Linked DNA regions of Homo sapiens: all the other regions are linked to region 2. A link is a contact called in ENCODE Hi-C or POLR2A ChIA-PET data. All regions are on one chromosome and are shown on one strand. The core of a region is the stretch at or near the end of the contact, and the rest is flanking DNA. Distances in the headings are between cores, read along the strand shown.

What was found. Hi-C counts contacts between places; a loop is a spot of excess contacts on that map. ChIA-PET counts read pairs that join two places held with the same protein, here RNA polymerase II (POLR2A). Pooled maps may share reads with other maps.
Region 1: a loop to region 2 is called in a map of CD8-positive, alpha-beta T cell, with 7 times the contacts of the local background. The contact joins the promoter of FBXL3 here to the promoter of KLF12 in region 2. A Hi-C loop is called at or near these places in 2 of 168 maps with a recorded cell type or tissue (CD8-positive, alpha-beta T cell and naive thymus-derived CD4-positive, alpha-beta T cell), 2 of 37 single-sample maps with no recorded cell type and 14 of 50 pooled maps. POLR2A ChIA-PET finds 5 or more read pairs at or near these places in 1 of 52 experiments (activated CD4-positive, alpha-beta T cell).
Region 3: a pooled map shows a loop between it and region 2 (12-fold over the local background). The contact joins the promoter of KCTD12 here to the promoter of KLF12 in region 2. A Hi-C loop is called at or near these places in 5 of 37 single-sample maps with no recorded cell type and 11 of 50 pooled maps. POLR2A ChIA-PET finds 5 or more read pairs at or near these places in 1 of 52 experiments (activated T-cell).
Region 4: a loop to region 2 is called in a map of natural killer cell, with 8 times the contacts of the local background. The contact joins the promoter of CLN5 here to the promoter of KLF12 in region 2. A Hi-C loop is called at or near these places in 2 of 168 maps with a recorded cell type or tissue (CD8-positive, alpha-beta T cell and natural killer cell), 4 of 37 single-sample maps with no recorded cell type and 10 of 50 pooled maps. POLR2A ChIA-PET finds 5 or more read pairs at or near these places in 1 of 52 experiments (OCI-LY7).

The regions. Positions count from the first base shown.
Region 1 is chr13:77,025,530-77,028,685 of GRCh38, forward strand. FBXL3 (F-box and leucine rich repeat protein 3) reads right to left here and starts at 1,630. Exons shown (of 5, transcript NM_012158.4): 1 at 1,298-1,630. RefSeq lists silencers at 1,171-1,230, 1,251-1,530, 1,701-1,750.
Region 2 is chr13:74,132,508-74,135,907 of GRCh38, forward strand. It overlaps KLF12 (KLF transcription factor 12), which reads right to left and starts at 1,897. Exons shown (of 8, transcript NM_001400136.1): 1 at 1,465-1,897. RefSeq lists enhancers at 375-554, 585-634 and a silencer at 1,644-3,393.
Region 3 is chr13:76,885,155-76,888,656 of GRCh38, forward strand. It overlaps KCTD12 (potassium channel tetramerization domain containing 12), which reads right to left and starts at 1,251. Exons shown (of 1, transcript NM_138444.4): 1 at 1-1,251. The coding sequence starts at 994. The coding sequence ends at 17. RefSeq lists an enhancer at 266-765 and silencers at 379-648, 1,049-1,478.
Region 4 is chr13:76,990,367-76,993,676 of GRCh38, forward strand. CLN5 (CLN5 lysosomal BMP synthase) reads left to right here and starts at 1,715. Exons shown (of 4, transcript NM_006493.4): 1 at 1,715-1,905. The coding sequence starts at 1,733. RefSeq lists silencers at 1,049-1,138, 1,229-1,298, 1,759-1,998 and an enhancer at 2,020-3,219.

The sequences.
Region 1 (3,156 bases), core at 380-2,879, 2.9 Mb after region 2:
CTGGGCAACACGATGAAACCTGTCTCTACAAAAATTAGCTGGGCATGGTGGCCCATGCCTGTAGTCTCAGCTACTAGGGAGCCTGGGGTGGGAGGATCGCTAGAGCCGAGATCGCGCCACTGCACTCCAGCCTGGGTGACAAAGTGAGTCCTTGTCTCAAAAAAAAAAAAAAAAAAAAAAAAACTTTGAAAGAAGCAACTTCATTAGGTGAAGACCGGAAGTGAACAGCTAGCCGTGTGCATCGTTGTATTAGGCACTTTTACACTGGGCATGCAATAATTTTAAATGCTCATTTGTAGTTAACTCTAAAAAGCCTATTTTGGCATCACAGTTCCTTTCTGTTCTGCTTTTACTAATATCAAACTAATATGCATTCTTTGGCTGAACTACAAGAATAAAACACTATAAAGAGGTTAACTCACAACTAAATGCTTAGAGAGCGCACAGTGGCGAAAATCTGTCTACAGGTCATATAGATAGATAGATAACTGATAGTTGATGGTATTTTTATAAATATTTCAGAGATAACAGAAACTAAGTTACTTTTTTTTCAAGTTAGAAAAGGAGGATTCTAATTAAAAAATCTGGGTCACTCAACTGGATATCATTAGCAACGACAAAATAAAAATGATCTCTCTCACCTCTCAGCTTGGAGATACAGACCATTTACTGGGCTGCTTCCTGACCCCTGTCTGCAACCCCACCTAAAGGACTGCCCACGCCAAAGGCAGACGCGAATCCGCTCAACACAAGTTGACCAAGTTTTTCGCCTGGCTAAGCGGCAGGGGCGTCCCCTCCTCCCTGCGCCACCTCCCCACCGACTGGCTTCCCCTGACATTTCTCATGCGCCCCACCCTGGGCAGTTTGCTTTGACATTTCAGTGCCTCATTGCTCAAGCTACCAGCACGGGCGTAGCCGACGCCGGGAGAGCCCACAGAGTGCGAGCTCCATGGTGCCTGTCACCAGCCCCCGCCAAGGGTCATAAAGCCTGGCAGGAGCCGCGGCGAACCCGGGAGCGGCGGCGTCGCGGGCAGGCTGCAGGCGGCCGCCGCACACGCACCACGCCTTGTTGACATGTTTGGAAGCAGGCACGGCGGGGAAACGCCCCCAAGCAAGCTCCAAGGTCTGGGTGCCGCGCCCCGCGCCCCGCCCGGCACTCCTGAGGAGCGGCCCGCGCGCGCCCCGGCCCCCGCGCCCCCCCCCACCCCACCCCACCCCGGCCCGCCCACAGACGGTCCGCGGTCCCTCCCCGGCTCCGCCGTCGCAGCGGGGCTCGGCCCTGCCCCTCCGCCGTTACCTGCTGCCGGGGGCGGCTTCCCCCACACACCACCCCGTGCTCCGGGGACGGCGGCGGCTGCAGGTCCCGCGGCTCTCACATGAGGCGCCCCTGGCCCCCCGCTTCGCGCTCCCGCAGCCGCGGCCCCCCGCGCTCCGCCCGCATCCGAGGCGCTGGTCCCGCGGAGGGCGCCAACGCGGCTCCACCTTTGCGGCTCTGGCTGCCCAGAAAGAAGCTTTCCTTCTCAGTCCCGCGCTGTCTGTGTTCAGGGATCCCCGGCGCCGCGAGAGACTACCTCAGCGAGCGGCTGCCACCGCGTAAGCTTCCTGCACCTGGGCCACAAACAGCGAGTCTAAAATGGCGCCCAGGGCTCGCGGCCGCGCGCTTCCCTGGCGCGTCCCCGCCCAAGGGGGCGGGAAGGGGGCGGGGGGGGGGCGGAGCCCGGCGGGAGTAGGGCCGCGCCCAAGCGGGAGCGCGCGCTGCGGCCGCCCCAGTCTCCTTGCTGTGGGACGAGCCTCTGCCTTCCTGCCAGAGATGTGACTCCCGCTTGAAGGGGATTTTTTTTGTTGTTTTGAGATGGAATGTGGGAGGGCTGAAGCTAGCTATATGTGGAAGAGACTATCTGTGGCTGAAACTGGAAGGTTTAGGGAGGTGGAGCAGAAAAAAGAAAGGAAGGAGTCTCGCCGGAGCCTGCTGGGGACCGCGGCCCGCGGGTGGCCGCCCCGGATGCCTGAAACCGAGGAGTTAAATACAGTCTCCGAAGACCCGCGCATCGATGTGCATAAGTGGTGCTTAAAAGATGCCAAGGAAATGTACCAGAATAGTGAGAGTATTAACGCTGGGATTGCACATGGTTTTTGTTTTTCAAATATTTGTATTTCCCAATATTTCTAAAGTGGCTTTTATCATTAGAGTTATTACATTTTAAAAACGACATTTGCTTTATGAAATAGAGTCCTGAAATTTGTAAATAGCTTTTGAAACGCAATGGGGAAAGTAAAGGATTACAAAGCTGCTGAAAAGAAAACCTCTGGTGAATCCTTTTGTAAATCAAGGCATCTTTGTAACTGCTACCTAGTTGACTTGTTTTAAAGTTTGGATTTTTTGATACTGCGTTTTCTTACAGTTAGAAACATTCTTAGGTGCAATATCATTAAGTTGAATCATGCGCCATTCCTCTCTACACCTCCAAAAAAAAAGAGAGAAAGTAGTTTTCCATTCAAAGATGTCTTAGAACACTCAGACCCATGTATAAGACACTGAAAAGCAGTGGTGCCCAGGGAGCTCTCCGTTCTTCCCGTTTTCTCAAGAAATTGAGCTAGGAAGCCATGTATAAAGTTACGTCGAAGTTCAGTGTGAGGCCAGGAGTGGTACAGGCTTATGTCTGTAATCCCAACATTTTGGGAAGCCAAGGCAGAAGGGTTGCTTGTGGTCAAGAATTGGAGACCAGCCTGCGCAATATGTCCAGACTCTTGTCTCTACAAAAAAATAGAAGAGTAATAATTTTAAAAAATCAGACGAGCTTGGTGTAATCCCGGCTACTACTCAGGAGGCTGAATCGAGAGGATGGCTGGAGCCCAGGAGTAGGAGGTTACAGTGACCTATGATGTCACCACTGCACTTCAGTCTGGGTGAGAGAGTGAGACTGTTTCTATAATAAAATGAATTCAATGTGGGGAAATGCCAGTGTTGTTTGTTCGGTGTTTTTTAAGGGCCTGTCAGCTGTCAGATCACTGAATCAAACTGTACAAAGCCTCTAGTAGCATAAGAGTGTGGATTTGCCTGAGCTGCAACATTTGTTTAGGTCCCTCAGTGACTGGATGATGAGGAACAATAGGAAGTTCTAAGAAGGACAATGATAATTATTAAGGAAAAACAAA
Region 2 (3,400 bases), core at 647-3,146:
AATTATCTAAAACAATCCATACAGAACGACACTTTAGCCATCTATACAGTTAAATTAGAGTGCTGACAATACTAACTACGCAAACTGTTTATCCAGATTACACATTCCGTTGTATTAATACTCTTTAACTCAACACAGTCAGCTTTTATCAGCTGAAATAAGACTATTACTATTAAAGTATGCAAAACTCGAAGCGCAGGGTGAAGGGGGTTGGGAAGCTGCAGGGCATATAACAAAGGAATTGGTACTTTTTCCAAGCATTTGCCTCAAATGCACTGCGAAACAAAACTGTTGAGTGCACCCCACCCTTTTCCCCAAAGATAAAAGTTTTCAAAGTTCTTGCAGACAGCTCGCTACCCAACAAAAGCAGGACTGATTCTCCCCGTAGGGGAGCATCTAACGTGAACACCAACTAATGTCGCGGAGGTCAAGTCTGAACCCTCAGAGTGAGCTTCTGAGGCAAGAAGTGGCTCCCAGGCCGGCTCTGCGGGTTCCCGGCCCGGGTGGACGTACAAAGTTGCCCCTTGTCAACTCCGGCCAGGTCCCCCGTAATTGAAAATAACAGCCACCGGCCAGCCCCTGGCTACTTGCATGGACCAGGCACTGTAGCAAGTGACAGTTACACATCATTACGACCAGAGACAATAATGAATGTAGCACCAGGAGCACTATTCATGCCAGCAGTGTCATCTCCGCCTTAACCCCTTCCCCTCCACTCTCTCCAGCGCGCACACACAGCCCACACGGTCCCGGTGCGGAGCTATTCATCCACCCCGCTCGAGGCCGGGGGGCCAACTACTTCCACGAGCCCCCCCTCCCCCCCAAGTTCAGCCCTGGGGTTTTATTTCACATCCTTGGCAACTGTCAGGCAAACACTGCAACCAACAATTCCACTAGGGGTAGAAAAACACTTGCTTAATTCACGTTACTTGATAACTTCTTCTGGAAAAAAAAAATTAGGGGAGGTGGGGAAGAAACCTCCTTCTTTCTTCTCCACGAATCCGACCGACGCTACTTGCTTTGCAACAGCATCGCCCTTCCCCGGCCCCCTCCCGCTTCCCAGCACTTTCCCCCTTTAAGAACACAGACCAACCAAAATGATTTAACTTGAGCAGATGACAGAAGGAAAATAAAACACGTTAAGAGAATACGGTCTGATTTGGGATGGCAAAAAAAAAAAAAAAAGAGGAGGGGGTTGTTTATTTTGATAAGAAACGGAATCGGCACAGACCTGAACAGAAGCTGCAGAGCAGGAGAAATTGTTTTCTTTCCCTCACACAGAGTCCCCCTCTCTCTCTCCCTTTCTCTCTCTCACACGCGCGCGCGCACACACACACACACACTCGCACACACACGGCGTCACCCGCGCACACGCACACGCAGAGCCTCTCAGCGGCTCTCTGCAGTTCTCAGGAAATGAATGGGGGGCAACCCGGGGAACTGTTGTACTTGCAAATGACTTACCCGGATCACATGATGCGCTAAATGTAGGGTGGGCCGGTGGGTGGAGGCTGCCGAGTTGCGAGCCCCGGTCTAGTGTGGGGAGCCTCGCCAGGCCCGCATCGAATTACCCCGGGGCCCAGCCGAGGGGGTTGCAGGACGCCGCTTCTCCTCCCTCGCAGCCCGCAGCTCAGGAAACCGGAGAGGCGCTTGGGGTGGGGTGGGGTGGGGTGCTGTGAGGGGGGGGGCCGAAAACAAGAAACCCCCAAACAAAAGAGCTCCGGGTCCTCCTCCCCAGAAACAAAGCCCCGCCGCTGCCGGCGAGCCCCGGGGTGGGGCCGAGGGCGGGGGCGGCGGCGGGGAGGGGCTCGCTCAGCAGGCGCTAAGTCGCTTTATTGCCATAAAATGGGGCCCCCGAGCCGCTCCGCCCGAGGATTAGGAGGCGGGCTCTGAGTGTGATGGTTGAAATCCCCTGTGGGAAACTAACCCCTCCCCGCTCGCAGAGGTAGAAGGCAACACCCACTGCCCGGCCCTCGCCTCCCCGCCCGGACCGCCGGGCTGGGTCCGCGGCGCCTCCACCCCGCCCCACCCCGCCCCACCCCTGCCCCCGCCCTCCGGCCCCGGGCCTCGGCAGCGCTTCCCTTTCACCTGCACCACTTTGCTGCGGCACCCCAAATAACCCACACATGGCCCTGGGAGCTCGGGGAGTCGTCGGCCGAGGGGGCCCGCGGGGGCTTGCGGCGGGAGGGACCCCTGGAGAGCAACTCGCTGGGCAAGGACTCGCGCCGAGCCGCGAGAAAGTCTCCTCTTTTGTGTCAGAGCGCGCCAGACAGGCTTAGGAGAATTCGGGGACCCAAAAAGCGTGCAGCCCGCTTGGGCCCCCACCCCTCGCCGCACCCGCCCGGGTGGGGGCGCGCAGTGGAGGGAGGGGGCTGTCGCCCGGGTCGTCCCCGCGGCTCGCCCGCCAGCGAACTTGGAAAGGTGTGGGCGGAGCCGGCCGGGACTGTGGGGCAGCTCGCGGGGACCGCCCCTGGGCGCCGGGCATCGCCCGCGCCGGGCAACAATGGGGTCAGGCAGGGGCAGCCCCGCGGGCGGTGCCCCCCGCGCGCCGGTGGGGCGGGCGGAGGGCCGGGCGCGGCAGGCAGGGGAGTCATTGTTTGGGTTCCGGAGCGACGCACGTTGCGGGCGAAGCGGGGGCGCCCCTTTTCCCTGCGCTTCACCTTGGCGGGATGAATGGGGGCGAGGCGGAGATGCGCGCCTGGCCTCGCCACCCCAGCGAAGGGGCCCCTGCCTGCGCCAGTTCTGTGGGAAAGCACGCAAACTTGGAGGACTGGGGCAGAGGAAGCGGGATCTGCAGACCCCCGCGGGGCCCGGGGGCGGCGGGGAAGGGAGTCCAGCTCCACTGCCCCACGCCCAGAGCGGAGCCCCAAGAAGCGGACGGCCCGGAGCCGAGTCCTTGACGCTCTCCCCGGCAGCCCCTCCCTCCCCGCCTCCGCGCCCCGGGGAGCGGATCCGCGGGATTGTGGGGCGGGAGAGGGAGGAGGCGGCCGGGCGGCCCTGCAGTTCCCGCGGCGGCTCGGAGGGCGCGGGGTCAGCGCCGAGCCGGAGGGTCGGCGGGGGCGGGGAGCAGACGGGGCGGAAGCGGCCGGGCGGGCGGGGCGCGCGGCGGACGGAGGCGGGAGGCTGTGGGCCCGCCTCCTCACCATCCTAGGTGAGCGCGGCGCTCCGGGCACGACAGTATTCCCCTGCCCCGCGCCCCCGGCCCGGCCCGCCCCGCGTGGGAAATCGCCAGGGCTGTGGGAAGGCCGGGAAGGGGAAGTTTGTGTGCAGAGAGAAAGCTTTGCTGTACTGTGGCGTGGAGTGGGGTGGGAAGAGAAACAAGGGAGAGGCCGAGAAACAGGAAATGAGAACGAAGGCACGAATGTGAGCCAGGGCCAGCTGGGCTCCCCATCGGTGTGGC
Region 3 (3,502 bases), core at 1-2,500, 2.8 Mb after region 2:
AGGGGGTCTGGGGAGCTCACTCCCTGCAGAAGACGTACTCGGTGTAGCTGGTCCAGATCTTGTCCTCGCTCTGGTCGGTGCTGCTGGCAAAGGCGCAGGTGCCCGTGGAGCTGCACGCCACCATGTGGAAGCCCGACTCGGACAGCTTGTCGAAGGCCTGCTCCAGGAAGTTGAACTTGAGGTAATAGCGCGAGGTGTAGCGCTCCGGGGGACGGTCGGGGTCCCGGCTTTCGTTCAGGGTGTCCCCAAACACCTCCTTGGCCAGCGACGTCTTTCCGCAAACGGTGATGCGCGCCACTCGCCGGAACTTGGCGTCCGCCTGCGCGTCCCGCCCGATGGTGTAGGAGCCGCGGTAGCCGATGGTGATGTAGCCCGAGCGCCGGCTGCCGTCCAGCGACTGGGACGGCGTGAGCAGCGGGCCCGCCGCGCCCCCGGACGGACTGCGGCTAGCCAGCTCCAGCGTGGGCGACGGCGCCCCGGCAGAGGCGCCCTCCTGCTGTTCGGGCTCCGAGTAGCCAAGCGGCAGCAGCTCGTCACCCAGCGAGCCCTCCTTGTGCACCCCGCGCCGCGAGGGCGGCGGCCCCGGGCCGGGCTGCTGGGGCGCCCCGAGGCGGCGCACGAGCTCTGGCAGCTCGAAGTACTCGGCCTCGCGCTGCAGCCGGCTGCGCTCGGGGAAGTAGTCGGGCAGCACGAGCTGCAAGTCCCGCAGGTAATCCAGGATGTAGCGGAAGAGGAAGCCGTCCCGGTCCAGAAAGAAGCGGCCTTTGCTGTCCCGGGCCAGCTCCTGCGGCTGCTGCTGCGTGAACATGCGCCAGAGCAGCGAGTCGGGCACCGACACCACCGTGCAGCGCCGGGTCACGTACACCTGGCCCCCCACGTTCAGCTCCACGATGTCGGGGAAGAGCGGTGGCTCCGCGGAGGACGACGAGGAGCCACTGCCGCCCCCGCCGCCGCCCCCGTTGGGTAATCCACGTGTGCTGTCCGCCAGAGCCATGACAGAGAGGTGGCCGGGCCGGGACAGTGGCAGGAAGCCGCGCTGCACTCAGGAGCTGCAACCGCCTTCCCCGGAGCCCCGGAACCCGGACGCTCGCTCAGCCCTGCGCCCCGCCGCCGCCGCCGCCGCCACCGCCGCCACCGCCACCGCCGCCACCTCCTAGAGCCGCGCGGAGCCGAGCGGTGCGAGCGCGCCGCTGTGCGCCCCCTTGAGTTCCAGTGCGCTCCGCCCGCCTTGCCCGCGCGCTCCAGGCGAGTGCCGGGTCGCGGCCCGCGCGCTGCTTAAGTAGAGCCGCCTGCTCTGGTGCCGTGGCGCGCAGGAGGCGTGGGCGGCGGCGGAGCCTCGCTTACCGGGCGAGGGGAGGTGGGGAGCGGGGACTCGATTTGCATCTTAAACGCGGACGCCACGCGGGGCTGCTGGCTCCACCCCGGCTCGCGAGCGCTGGGGGCGCCCGGACTCCCACCCGCTCCCCACCCACCAGCCCCGCCCCGTGGTCCCGCCCAACTTTCTCCCTCTTCCGAAGAGGACCCGCCCGAGACTTGGCGGCTTCGGAAGACAGCTCCTTGGAGGGACAGTCACCGCGCCCCCTCCCCTCTCGCCCCAGCCCGCACCCAAGGACTCTGGAAGGAGGACGTGAACTTTCGGAAGCCTGTCGCCCCGGGAGTGGAAATGCGTGGCCGCCTCCGGCCCTCCCGCCTGCGGAACTGGGCGCTTCCAGCAGTGCAGCTGCGGCCTGCCATCGTTGGTTGTCGTGTCACTGAAAGTAGAGAGACGCGAAAAACCTGGAGAGACGAAAGAGCCGCCCCAGTCCGAGCGCAGCCAGATTTTGTTCAAGTTGCCTTGCAGCCAGCCTGGAAAATAAATAAATAAACCTAGAAACAAAAAGCAAACCTCAGTGTCCCGCAGTAGGATGCTTTACGATAGTTTATTTTCTGGCTGCAGAGACAAAATGAGATGAAGCTTCAAATCTGCTCTTAATTGCAATTCCCTCTTCCCGCAGGGCCTTCGAGGCACTTCACTTCGAAGTGAAGGGGTAAGACTCCGGAACGTTCGGTCTCCGGGTCCCATTCAGCCTTCGTTGAATCGCGCCCTTAGACTCACAACAGTTGCAGATCTAACGTAATTTTTAAAGCCACCTTTGGCGCCTGCATGTTTATCCTTCCAAAAGTCCAGGCGCCCCTTCTCTCCCGCATGCCTCGGTCACTCTTCGGCCCTGTCCAAGTTCCCGTCAGTCTCAGAAAGGGATATTTATATATCTGAAGGCCCTTGTCTGGATCCCATCTCTCAACTCCTGCTGCCTACACGTTTGCTTTTCCCCCTCGGACTGCAGCCCACAGAACCGCCCCCTCCCCCTGGAAGCTTTCCCTGGCTTCCCAGGTGGGTGGGGCCTCTGGATGGCTCCCTACACACTGTCTGCGCTGCTCCCAGCACGTTCTGAAATGTCATATTTATGAGTGATTATCTGATCACTGATTTGGGTATGAAAATAAGTAAGAGCTCCTGAATGCTGCAAAAAGAGAAGAGTGCAGAGGAGGGTGTCAAGAAATGATTGGGTCACTGAATGTTTCTTGTGTACCTGCTATTATTTGCAGGGCACCAGGGAGTGAGGAATGCAAAGGCGAATAATCTCCAAAGCGCTTTCAGTGTAGCCCAATAAGCAAAGGGTCAGGGGTCTGCGCAGTTATCACATCAGTTTGAAGTATAGACCACACATCAGGATAAATCAGGCAAGATCTTTGTTCTTGATAAAATTTATCCTTCTGTGTAACTACCCAGTGAGCTTCACAGTCTCCTCACAGATAAATGTCATTTTTATTTTGAAATGTTTATATCTGCTCAACAATTACCGCGCTCATGTCAGTGTGCTGAAATGAGATCAACCCCCAAACCAGTTATCTTAATTGCAAGTACAGATTTTGATACTGAATGTATTTCAACATTCTTTTTTTGTTGTTGTTCTGTTCTTTGGGATAAATAATAGATAACACAAAACTTCCAAGTCCCAGTGCAGGATTTCGAGGTGGTTGTGCTACTAGGCGTTATATTAGTGTCAGAGACCTGACAAAACCAGCCTCTTTTCTACAAATCCAAGAAAAGCCTTCTTTGTATCAGTTCTGCACATATTTTTGTATAATTACCATTGCTCATTGCATCAGCAAATCCTGCCAGCTCTGTGTTAAAAATCTTTCTAGACTATTAACGTATTTCACCATCTCCCTATCATCACCCTGGACCAAGCCACCATCATCTCTTGCCTGGATTATTGCACTGGTCTCCTAACTGCTTCTACTTCTGCTCCTACAGTCTTGTATCACCAGAACAAAAACAGGGACCCTGCTTATAATCCAAGGCTGGTATGTCACTCTGCTCAGAGCCTGCCAGTGGCTTCCTATCTCAGAAAGAGCAAAATCCAAAGTCCTCTCAGTGGCTTACAAGACTCTACATGTTTGGAGTTATCCCACCAGCACCTCTCTGACACATCTCCTGCCCTGCCCCCAGGAGCTGGCT
Region 4 (3,310 bases), core at 465-2,964, 2.9 Mb after region 2:
TATCTCCCTTCTTTGTATTTGGTGAAAAGATTTGAACTCGAGCCATCTCTGCTAAAGGCATGACTTTAGTCACCCCACTGCAGTTGCTTCTCTTTGCCTCCAAGAAAGTCCAATCTGATGGGCAGATTGTGCTTGCAGATGACTGGATTAAACTGCAAATATCTCATGAAGCTGCTGCCTGCATCACCGCTCTCCAGGCAGCCACGGAGGCTCTGGTTGTTGAGGCCATCTACTGTGGCCCTCATACATCATACTGTGTATGGTTCCAGGATTTGTAAATGCTCTAATCAATGTTTTTTTTTTTTTTTAAAGCTGTTCCTGCTGATTGCTTTTTAAGCTAGGCTCAAGTGTGGGGCCACGGAATCCTTCAGGTGCCCTTCAAATCAGACATTACATTTCAGCTCTCAGGGCTAGAATGCTTCCCCCTCTTATCTTGGGCAGGTCTTTGAAGAAGCCAGTTTAGCCTTGGTAATTTTGAATTTGGCCATAGTATACGGAGGAGAGCTAGGTAGCTATCAAAACGCTTAGACAAACGTATGGTAAAATGCAGCCCAGCCTGAACCTCCGCAAAACCCCCAAACCTGGAGCAGCAAGTGGGCAAAGGAGTGTGTGTTTGGGGCAGGGTACTGAGTCCCATATGTAATCAAGAGACCTGGAGGGCCCAAGGAAGTCAGTGACACCCCCACAAGCTACATATCCTCCAATGGATTGTGGTGGTCATCTCCGGCTACCGAAGCCACCTTGCTTATTCCCATAGGCTTACAAACATTATGATGCTTCACACGAGTTGTGGGTGAAGTGAAGGAATTGGAAAGTCCCGGTCTAAGGCCCTGCAAAACTGCTGTCTGGTAAAAACAAGTGACTATGGCAAGGCCCTGAATGTACTACGTATAGACTTAAGTCAGTATTTGTGCCTAACAGCAAAGCATGCCACAAGAGGCTCCTCAAAAGCCGGGTAATTGATGCCATTGTTTTCTTGACCTAGTTGAAGAGTCAAAGAAGAGAAGGTGATGCAGAAACTTCTTTCCAGTGAAGTGACAGATCCAAGCAAGGAACACCTGCCTGTGAGGGGAGCGGTAGGGGAGGGGGTAGATTCGGCAGCACTCGGGTAGTGGCAGGGACCACATATTGTCGGTGTTAACCACTGTTATCACTGGCCCAGGTCGAGTGAGGACGAGTCATTTCCCCACTAAGCACTTGGGGAGTGGCAGGGACCACATATTGTCAGTGTTAACCACTGTTATGACTGGCCCAGGTCGGGTGACGACGAGCCATTTCCGCACTATTGTCCCTTCTTCCTCACTGCACCCCCAGCCCTGCACCCTCAGCTCCAAATACACATTCTCGTTCACTCAACGTTTGTTGACACCTAGCGTGGGCCCTGTGGGATGGGGTAAAAGTTCGGTGTTGGGAGGAGCCCCGGTGACAGATTTTTGGTTTTGGTGGTGGCTTTTGGGCAAGGACAGGTCAATTCATAAAAGATGACGCCCCAGGTCTGGATCGAATTCTCCTGGGAGCCAGACCAAAGCACCTTCCTGGACTGCAAAGTGTGGAAGCCGCCGCGGGCCGGGCGCGGGGAGGTGTCATGCGCCGGAACCTGCGCTTGGGGCCAAGCTCTGGAGCTGACGCGCAGGGGCAAGGCGCCCCGCGTCCCGGACTGGCGGCTCCGCGCATGCTCCTCCCACCGGCGTCGCAGGCCTCGAGAGGCTCCGGAAGTACTGGGTGCAGCCTGATGGCGCAGGAGGTAGACACGGCACAGGGCGCCGAGATGCGGCGGGGCGCGGGCGCGGCTCGGGGACGCGCTTCCTGGTGCTGGGCCCTGGCGCTGCTTTGGCTCGCGGTGGTTCCGGGCTGGTCCCGGGTCTCGGGCATCCCCTCCCGGCGCCACTGGCCGGTGCCCTACAAGTGAGTGCGGCGGCGCGCGCACTGTCGGGGTTGGGGTCGGCGTTGACGATGGGGGATGGGGTGCTGGGGCGGGGACCCCTGCTCACCGTGGTTTGTGTCGGGTCACGAGATGGTGCGGGGACAGCGCCGGGTGACGCTCGGAGCGCACTTGAGAGCAAAGTTGAGGACTGGGGAGTCGCAGCCGCTCGTTACGTGCAGCCCTGGGACCTTTCGTCCCCTCTGGTCACTTGCGGCAGACTCAGGACAGTCCTGAATCGTGGAAGAAGAAAAGGAGAGTAATGTTATTTAATGGAGGGACTTCTGGGTACAAGTAGCTGATTTCTTGAGTAGTTTAAAAACACTGTCTATCGCATTTATTTATATCATGCACTGTCGTTAGTTATTACCGCGGAACATTTGGTACAATTTACTGGGCGACCAACTCGCTCTGGTTTGAACCTGATCAGAACCTGATCCGAAGTCCTTATTGGGACTTCCCAGTTTTGCCCTCAAAAGTCGCGCATCCCGGGAATCCCCGTCTCCTGCAGTCCTGGTTAGACCGGGAAGATTGTCACCGCTTTTGTCCAGTCTTCAGCCTGGAGGTAGGACGCCGGTCCTAAGTCGGGGACAGAGCCCGCACACCTGGGAGGTCGATTCCAGCCTTTGACAGAGAAGACACAGCCTCCGGCGGTCAGAGATAGCTAAACACAGAGAAAGAAAACATGGTGTCAACATCAGGCAGGAGAAAGACCAGCAGTTTTTGAAAACAGCTATTTTTCTTTAAACCAAAAGCATCATTGGACATAATTTTAACTTACTAGCATAAGTAATCAACAGCTAAAACTGCACACAACAAACCTGAAAAAAACAGCTATTTTGTATGACAGTATGAGTGGGAAGGAGTTCTGCCTGCTGCGGGTCAAATCTGGCTCTGTCATCACCAGGGATCTTGGGAAAGTTACTCAGAATCTCTGTGCCCACATGCCCTGAGTCAAAAAATAGGAATAGTGGTAGCACGTACCTCATAGGTTTGCTGGAAGGATTAAATCTAGTAAAATGCCAGCTGTTGTCAAACCTAGATAGTGTATTCTGCTCACTGAAATGTTTACAACACTTTTTTGTTTTGTGTGATATACTACGTGGAAAGAGAAGTTTGTGGTTGAAGCTAGTTTTCTGGAAAATGTTAATAATAAAATGTTTGTAAGAAGTCAAAATTACTCAATAGAACAAGAATTGTAAATCCAAACGATTTGATTTAACATTAGGGCAAGGTGTTGACTATGGCTTTTTAGTGGATTTTTTTTTTAAGTCTCAGATATTAAGTACGTGCTCCCATCTAATTCCCTCAATTGAATATAATATTTAAGTTTATTAAGTTCACACTTAAATTACCTTTGAACTAAAATAGATTTTGCTGTGTCAGTGA